Regions from separate parts of the Homo sapiens genome. Here region 1 is linked to region 2. A link is a contact called in ENCODE Hi-C or POLR2A ChIA-PET data. All regions are on one chromosome and are shown on one strand. Each heading gives the region's core, a stretch centred on a gene start or an enhancer-like site at or near the end of the contact. The rest is flanking DNA. Distances are from core to core; before and after follow the strand shown. Region 1 overlaps DGKG (diacylglycerol kinase gamma). Region 2 overlaps TRA2B (transformer 2 beta homolog).

Region 1 (4,790 bases), core at 2,092-4,591, 290 kb before region 2:
TAATTTTTGTATTTTTAGTAGAGACAGGGTGTCACCATGTTGGCCAGGCTGGTCTCAAACTCCTGACCTCAAGTGATCCGCCCGCCTCAGTCTCCCAAAGTGCTGGGATTACAGGCGTGAGCCACCGCACCCGACCATGTGTGTGTATTCTTAATTAATATTGCCAGCAACCCCTGCAAGGTAGGTCATATTGTGTCAATTCAAAAATAGAGAAACTAAGAGACAGACTAAATGATTTGCCCAAGGTCACATGGCAGGTAAGTGACTGAACTGTGGCTTGAACCCAGGCCTTTCTGCCTTCCCACCAGAACTCCTTCAGCTCCAGTAAGCTCTCTCTAAAACGAGACATTGTAGTTTGGGTACCTAATGGGTTAATTGGCTCTTGTGGGTTAGCCTGGGAACCCAACCTCAACATCACATTGTTTCTATGGGGAAATGTGCTCAGAGTGACAAACAACTGGCTTAACCAAGGAACTTTTGTAACCCGACCTATCATAAAGCAGGCACTGCCTCGTGTTCAGAAAGACTGGCTGGGGAGCGAGAGGGGAGAACAGGATCAGCCAGCCTGCATCCCCTCAGACTCTGTGATCCCGTTCCAGTCTAGCTGTAGGTTTGCCAAGGAACAACCATCTCACACGTCTACAAATAGCCACCATAGTACCTACCGCAGGGGGTAGACGTGAGGATCAAAAGAGCGCGACCCTTGGGTGCATAAAGCAGCCAGTGCAGGTCAGACCCACGGTCAACATTTATGAAGTGGGAAGTGAGATTCCTCTCAACAGCTGGGGGCCGGCAGAGCTCAGCTGGCTCCCTCAGGACCCACCCGGCGGTCACGGTAGTGTGAGGGTGTGGACCTGCTTCCAGGGTTTGCCTCTGCTCCTCCAGACAGTTCCACCTTTTAGTCTTGGTTGATCAGGACCCAGGAAGTCACCTTCCACAGCGAGAGGCTCAGCTCCAGCAGGACAGCCACCTTCTCTAAGCCTTCAAGGCTCAGTTTCTAACACGAGGCCTCACCCACCTGTATCTTCACTGTCCCCACCGCCTTCAGATACCAGTTCCCAGGGCTGATGGATGTGTAAATGCTGGAAAGCACAGCTAAGGAATCACTACAGAACCTCAGGAGTGAGCATTCCTGTCCGCCTTTTCCCCGTCCCTCCAGGCAGGGATTTCTTTTTGTCCCAGTATTTGACTTTGCTCTCCGTTAACTGCCAAGAGCAAGCTTATTCCATGCCCTCCACCCTCCGCCAAATCAGCCTGAAGGGGATTTTCTTTCCACGAATAACTCTTCAAAGGGAGAAAGGATTGCTAAGAAGCAGCCAAACTGTGAGGGTTTTTTCTTTCTTTCTTTTTTCTTTTTGGATGAGGGAAAGGAGCTATTTTCTCTTGGCAAGGACAGATACTAACTGGAAAAACACCCTGGAGACCCAGGCCATCAGGAAAGGAAAACCCTGACAACATGGTCCTGGCCTTGCCTGCCCCTCAGCATTCTCCCCTGAGGGCCACCCCCAAAGTGGTGCCTTTCACAGCACAGTGGCCATTCTCCAGTCAGGCTGCTGGGCCTTTGGAGAGACTCTCTGGCCTCAGAGGGGCAGTGTCTGCGAGCACATTTGGTAACAGTGGATCATGAGTCTCAGGGAAGCCTTCTTGTTGCGGCCTGTGTGTGTGCCCGCACGTGCACACGTGTGTCCTTGTGTGCTGCACTGGGAAAGGATCCGATTTCAGACTTTGGCAATCTTCGTGCTTGGAGTCCTGCCCTTAGGAGGAGATACTGTCAGGTGCCAGACAGAATTCGGAGATCCTATCAATGGAGAATGTGTCCTTGGTCCGCAGAAACACACTGTCTTATATGGAAGAGAAGGGTCACTGTTCAGAGGCAGTAGATTCTTAGGGGCCCAGAATTACCCTTGAAGGGGTACAGAGGCTGCTCTAAATATGAGGCTTATGGGTTTGGCCCTTTGTTACTCTGGGACAAGAGTGGAGACTGGAGACCAATGGGGAGGCCCAGATCATGGACTCTGCTAAAGAGTGTCAGGGTCCCAGCCAACCTCAAGCTGGGATCCTACAGCCATACCGGTGGCGCATGTGGTAGATGTGAGTAAACCCAGCTCACAGGCATGAATGAGAATGACTCACAGCTTTGCAGTCACTAGCTCTGGTGACTTCGGTTGACTTTTCCATTTCTCTCAGGTGCCTCTGGGGCATAGCAACAGGAGCCAGGGAGAGTAAACCAGTAAGGAGTATGGGCTGGAAGACGGGGTTTGTATTCCAGCTCCATACCTCCCAGCTGCATCACCAAGAACTGATCTCGGTTTCCTAAGCTGTACCGTGAGAAGGCTGCCATGGCTTAGAAGAGAACCACCATGGAGCCCTGGTATAGAGTAGTAATTTTACATGTACCCTTTTACTATGGAATAGTGCACTATTTTTATTCATTCTCCCACTGCCTCCCACCATGGGTGCCATATTGAGTAAGACTTTTTTCAGCCATAAAGCTCTTCTAAGTAATCATTTGTTTCCCCATTTTGATTATTCAGGATTCAATTGCCATTCAATCCGTGTCTCTGGTTACCAAGCAGTAACTGATATAACTGATTTAATTCCATTGCACATCAAAAAAATTATAGTTTAACCCACTAGTTAGCCTATGCTGTCTTTATTATGATTAAATGCACAAATACTATTTTACATTAAGACATATTGACAGCAGCTCCTGGACTCCATTTACACTTTGGAAGAACTCTTTGGAACCTGTGATCCCCTGGCTATAATAAGTCCCTGAACCCTGAAGACCTCTTAGTTGCAAACAGTATGTCATCTGTGATTTTACAGTTAATTTCTCACACATGGAAATGACTCAAGAAGTGTCTTCAGAGGTTATTAAGAGGATTCCATAGTTATACAATAAAATACATCCTACTCAAGTTTCTCCCTCCTTCCTCAGCCTTTTTTTTTCTGAGCCCCTTCTTGAGATCTCCCCTTTCCTGTTCTCCATCTTTCTGCCCACTCTTCCTGGTCTCTGGCCTCCAGTCTTCCCATCATTCACCACCCTAGATTTTTCTGAGTGCCATGAACACCAGTCTTGTCCCAAGTATGGAAACAAGCCAGGGAATACCTCGCGCCTTGAAGCTGAAACACATCGAGCCAACACAAATCTGTTGGCAGGAACAGCAGGCACAAGAGTCACATTCAGAGTACAAAAACAGCTATTTATAAAGCCTCCTTCCTGATTTTTGGGTGTTCACTTTCCCTTGAACCAAAGGGGCCACTGCCCCCTCTTGGAAAAGATGATTCCATGCACAGCTCGGTGCCTGAGGATCACTGCGTGCCTGTTCTGATGAGCAGTGAGAGCTGGGGACAGCATGCAGCGTGGATTAGATGTGGTGACACACTCTCTGATGGGCCAAGGCAGCTGGGTGTGCGGGTGACACAGATGGCCTCTGCAGCACCTGTGAGGTAACAGTCAGGGGCCCCTTATAGGACTTGACATCCTGGCCTCAGAGCAGACCCCACCTGCCTTTGCTTTTCTTTTTTTTTTTTTTTTTTTTAACTCTTGATGTAAACTTCGGTTAACATAATCACTAAGCTTCCAAAGGTATTTGAGATTCAAGTAATGTAAAATGTTAACAGGTAAAGTACTGTCAATATTATTACTAATATTTATCAATTATAATTCAACTCTTGTTGCATTTGGCCGTTCTGCATTTCTGTTATACCTGATTTGCTAAATTATTATTTACCTTAGTAATCCAATGCTAGTCTATTATCTTCAGTAGTGGTAGCAATAACACCGCTAATAACCCAGCAAATCCCAAATGGGATTGAGATCATTTGTTTTATATTTTAATTGAGATGAACCTGATGAAAATTTATAATTCATATACAGAAATGTCCTGTTGGCTAGCTACAGTTTTCCCAAATGTGTAGTTTTTTGGCTTAGGTTCTTAAAAACTTGAATTAGTTGCCAATTCCAATAATCAGGAGATTTTACATGAAAATATATTTCTGGATTCTCTTTCAAAAATGTCAGTTCTGACAATACTTGGGCCCACACTCCTACACAGCAGCAGTTGTAGAACACGTGAGTCCTCCCATCCTGTTCTGAATTGTGTCATCTCAAGTTGTCTGGGGAGCTTGGAGAAACCTTGGAAAGCAGTTGGTCCGAGTCTTTCATTTTTTTTTTTTTTTTTTTTTTTTCAGACGGAGTCTCGCTCTGTCGCCAGGCTGGAGTGCAGTGGCGCGATCTCGGCTCATTGCAACCTCCAACTCCCTGGTTCAAGAGATTCTCCTGCCTCAGCTTCCCGAGTAGCTGGGATTACAGTCATGCACCACCACGCCCAGCTAATTTTTTGTATTTTTAGTAGAGACAGGGTTTCACCATGTTAGCCAGGATGGTCTCGATCTCCTGACCTCATGATCCACCCGCCTCAGCCTCCCAAAGTGCTGGGATTACAGGTGTGAGCCACTGTGCCCGGCCCCAAGCCCTTCATTTTTAAGATGAGGAATCTGAGGCCTGGTGTTGCTGAGTGACTCTCATGAAGTCACATGCTGGTGTGTTTGATAATGGGGTCTGGGAGGCAGCTCTGCCCGCTGGTGCAGCACAGTCTCCACTAAATCATTCTGCCCTCCCCCCATGCCATACAGAACACCATCTTGTGGGTAGCATCTGTTTCACCAGGCCTCCCAATCTAATGCTGACACCCAAGGCCTAACTAACTATGTGAGTTATGAGTCACTCAGAGAACCTGATTATCAAAGTCCAAACCACAAAGAGGAATACCTTCACTTCAAGG
Region 2 (4,275 bases), core at 1,570-4,069:
GTAGTCAAGCACCAGGCAGCAGTGAGCTCTCCAGCATGGGTAACAGTGGGCTTCATGTTGTCCTCTCTAGATAAACTTTACCTGTCTAATGTTGCTGGTCCTGGGGCATGAGCGAATACCTCCAGGGTTGGAACTGGTGGTCTTTGCCACCTCCCTGGACTCTTAGATTGCACTGTCCCCTTTCCTTCAGTACTGAGCAATGTATAGTAGAATATTTTCTGTTAAACCATTTTCAAAGGAATGTCACCAGGATGGTTATGGAACCAAACCCCCAAAATCCAAACAAAGCATTGAACAAAATAGTTCCCTTTGGCATTAGTGTGTTAGTTTTTTCCATATGGCACTAGTGGAAATCTGTGAGCATTTGGGCCCTAAATTTAAGATGCATATTTGCTAAATACACAGGGATGGTTTTTCAAATTCTGTTTCTGTTTAATGCCTATTTCAGCTGATTGACTAGGATTACTGATAAAATACCGTAGCTTCCCCTTAGAAGAGGTGGGTCACACAAGTGAACAGGATAGCTAATACAAATTGCAGTAATGGCAGATGCTTTCATTCCTATTTCTCCTTTTTTGCTATCAACATTTAGCTATTGTAATGTTAGAGGTAACGGTTACAAAGTAGCTTTATTCTGGTTACCTGGTATCCCTTGCACTTATTGAGAAATTCAACCCAAAAGCTGTCCCTTCTTTTCTGTGTGTTTTGTTTTAGCTGAGTAGAAGGGTCAAGTGATTGGTGTAATGTTACTTTCAGTTGAATGAGACAAGTACACATATCAAAAATAATACCCAGTAGTAGTCAGCCAGCGGTTTTCTACCCAGTTGAGAATGCCAAGGGTATCATGTCACACATGTCTTCCTGAAATAAACTTTCTCTGAGAGTTGTCAGGTCTTCATGCTCTTGGAGAAAGTGACTTAAATGGCATTTCTTGGAGAATCCATTTTCTGATGCTTTCAGGCCTGTTTATTTCTATATCTTGCAAGCAGAAGAAAATTTTCTCTTAAGAAGTTTTGCATTCCTTTGTCAAATTTCTTGCCATAGATAAACTAATGATGATAAATGTTATTTTATGTTCCAAATTACTCAAAGAGCAGGCAGGAAACTGAGGTAAATGTGTGAATGAATATTACATTTTAATTCCAAGCCCATGGATTCTTTTATCAAGAAACCTGACAGGTCCTTGGGGTGCAAAAGAGGAAAAGACCTCTTAACCCCCAGCCCACTAAAGGAAAGAAAGCAATTTGGAATCTGGTTATGACCCAAGCTGGATAGACTTAAGGTGAGAAAACGTTGCTAGTGGACCATTGTGTCCATTTGTTTTTGTTTTCCCCCTTGACCAAAGCATCTGTGGGTCCTAATGTGTCTCCTCCTCGGGCCATAGGGAAGATGAGGAGGAGGCCGGCTTCTGTTCCTGAGAACAGGCAGTGTGTGAAAGACTGCCTTAATCAGAGGTCTGATTAATGCTAAGGGGAGTCAAAACAAGGAAGGGGATGACAGTGTTTCAGGAAGATAACCTTTGCCAAGGGAAAAAAATGAGTAGGAAGCATGTAACTTCTGAGGTTGACTAAGTCAAGTAAGTCAGACTTAACTAGTATGATAAACAGTGTTTTAAGAGATGCAGTGTTTATGAGCCACTATTTTAAATCTAACAAACCACATTCAGTTTTTAAAATAATACAGGGATTGGATGGTTAGTCCTTTCAAATATGTTTTTGTAAGGTGGTTGCTGTTCTCAGAATAGGGAGATGTGGATTATTTTGTTGGAAGGCTAAGTGTGTTGTATTTTTACTTGATGTATTCCCTTTAGGTTTTGTATTAGGATGTGGCTGAGATCCAGTCTGTGAGAGCTTGATTGATTTCCTGAGCATTTTTTCAGGGAAATTTTGGTTTTATTCATGCTAATTTTAGTTTCATGGTCCCTTTTTTTGAGGCAGTGGTGTCCAGTTCTGTCTGTTGGTGTGGTTTTAATGTGTTGACCATGTCAGCCCTGAGAGTGGAATTTGAAGTATGCTTAGATTTAGGGACTTCCCCAACTGGTTTTTATAGCTTTACCTGTCTGCATTGAGATTTAAAGTTAATTATGCTTTTGATTTGGGTGCTAATTTTAGGTCTTATTTCTTGTAGGCAAGTTTTATTCCCTTGCCATATGTATTTCCCAGCCAGTTAAATGGCCAAAATAACTTCAGAAAGCTTTAACTTCTTTAAGAAAATATCCCTGATAAAGGATCGAGACGTTTAGGTGTTACCCAAACAAGTGTCAGTATAGAAAAGGAAGCCTTTGCATTCTGGTATTTCCCTTATTCCTGGCCCAAGAAATGATTGCTTACAAAATATATCTGCATAGTCCGTTAGTTTTGGAGGCTGAGTGAAAACTCCTGTGATTTCAGAAATATTGTATCTGTGATCTGCTAGATTTTAAGGAGAAAACTTCATTAAGTCTTATTTTCTAGGTTAGGAGTACTGTCTCTTCCCTCAGTGGACAGGCTGCCGAAGCATCTTAGCTTAGAATAAAGGTTTTTCTGTTAAAGCCAGGAGCTTAAAGAGGATCTTGACTTGACCCATTCTTCCTTTATACTCAGATTCCTGGGCTGACTGATTTCTGTTAACTACAGTTACTTTATTGGTAGTCTTAACTGTTACTGTGAAACACCCATATTCTGCTTTCACTTCTGGAGAAAATTGTTTCATTTCCATAGAGGTAATCTTTCTAGTGTTGGAGTAAACAGGCTTTTAGCAACTTTTGGGTTCCCCATTTCTATATTCTCACCTATGTTAATTTTTGCCTGTGGTAAAAATAGCAAAAACTACACCCTCATTTTTGAGACTTCCTCCTTTGTCCATGGAGAGAAGGGAAGTGTCCGTTCAGAATACTTGATAGGGAATTCCAAGGGATTGTTGTTAATTGGAAGCCCCAGAGCATCACTACATCCTTTAACCATTTCTTGATGTTAAAGGCAGCTGTTCATATATTTTTCTTTTAATCTTTTTACAGTCAGTCATGGAGGGAGGTAGAGGGGAAAGGCTGTCACATTTCATGTCACCCCACCATGTTTTATAATGGCTTTGAAGTCATTTGAACGTTTCTAGAGTCGTCTGGGGCCTAGAGACCTGAACTCATTTTACTGGATGAGTTAGCCTTTCCTTCTGTGTTAAACCTCAAACCTTAATTTGTCTATTCTGTGTTACATTATAAATGTTTTCCCTGAGCATCAAAGGATCATCCAAATTTTCTCCATTATGTTGTAAACCACAAAACTATCTTCTAAAGTGTTTTGAGCTGTAATTTAGAATAATCCTCTACTGTCCTTTCAAGAATGTCCAGAATACTCTGAAGATGTATCACACAAGGAAATCTCTTGTGATTTTATCTGAAAGCTTCACCTTTGATTCATGCCATATAGTGACTTACTGTAATACTGCTTCCTTTTGAGTCTTGCCATTTCTGCTCTCTGGAGTAGAAAGGCTTACCAGGCTTTACTTTGTCTAAGTTTGATAACCTAAAATAAAGGTTGCCTTGATAATTTTACCTAGCTATCAGACTGACTAGGAGTAGGTTCTGTCCTTTCCTCATCTACTGTTTTGGTGCCTTGGCAGAACTTTTCCTTGGTTTCATTACTTAGTATACCCTTTTGTTGATTATGTGTCTTTAGCTCGTTGGTGACCTAGTTATCCTGGTTACCATTCCTTTGCTATTTTTCATTACAAATCCCCCCTTAACCTGCCAGCCAATCCCAGTTTTGGTTGGGAAAGCTATGAGTACACAATGTTTACCTAAACTTTGGCTTTTGTATGTAGTTTCTGTACTCTTTTGCTTCCTGGGCCCTAGGTTAGGAGCTCCTGATTTAGCTGCCTGGTTTTGATGTGTACTTAAGTAACTAGGTAAGTTAGGTTAATTCCTGGTTTTCCATAAGTTTGCCCTGGCTCATCTCCATTTAGCTGGAGAAGCTGTGGAGGATCTCTGACACCCTCTCTACTCTTATTTGTGTGTAGTTCGCTGTTCTGTTGTAGCTCCATCTGGTTGCTTTCAGTTTTTTAGGGGGCCTCCCACCATGGTTAGATGCAATAGGGTTTTACAGGGTTTAGTGTCCTTCAAGCTAGCCTTTGCTTTCCACTAGGTTTCTGCTTTTCTCTAGGATTTGAAACTGAGATCATCATCTTTATCTCTTATCACTGAATTATAAGTAGTAACTTGAAAGGTCAAGGTCTTTTTAAAAATCAAGCATTTTTTTAAGTAAATTATATAAATTATATAGGATTTTGTTTTATTGATTG

What was found. A loop is a pair of places that touch in the nucleus more often than their neighbours do. ChIA-PET counts read pairs that join two places held with the same protein, here RNA polymerase II (POLR2A). Pooled maps may share reads with other maps.
Region 1: POLR2A ChIA-PET joins it to region 2 with 11 read pairs in activated CD4-positive, alpha-beta T cell. The contact joins two enhancer-like sites. A Hi-C loop is called at or near these places in 1 of 168 maps with a recorded cell type or tissue (gastrocnemius medialis) and 2 of 50 pooled maps. POLR2A ChIA-PET finds 5 or more read pairs at or near these places in 5 of 52 experiments (A673, GM12878, activated CD4-positive, alpha-beta T cell and 2 more).

Annotation. Positions count from the first base shown.
Region 1 is chr3:186,217,907-186,222,696 of GRCh38, reverse strand. All of the region lies in intron 20 of DGKG (diacylglycerol kinase gamma), which reads left to right. Among named protein-coding and RNA genes, the nearest start is that of ETV5, 110 kb to the right of the region's middle. RefSeq lists enhancers at 298-1,211, 1,970-2,039. Within about 2 kb of position 3,341, at least 7 of the 41 ENCODE cell types and tissues checked have a DNase peak (open chromatin) inside an H3K27ac peak, as active enhancers do.
Region 2 is chr3:185,927,120-185,931,394 of GRCh38, reverse strand. All of the region lies in intron 1 of TRA2B (transformer 2 beta homolog), which reads left to right. Among named protein-coding and RNA genes, the nearest start is that of TRA2B, 8.8 kb to the left of the region's middle. Within about 2 kb of position 2,819, at least 3 of the 41 ENCODE cell types and tissues checked have a DNase peak (open chromatin) inside an H3K27ac peak, as active enhancers do.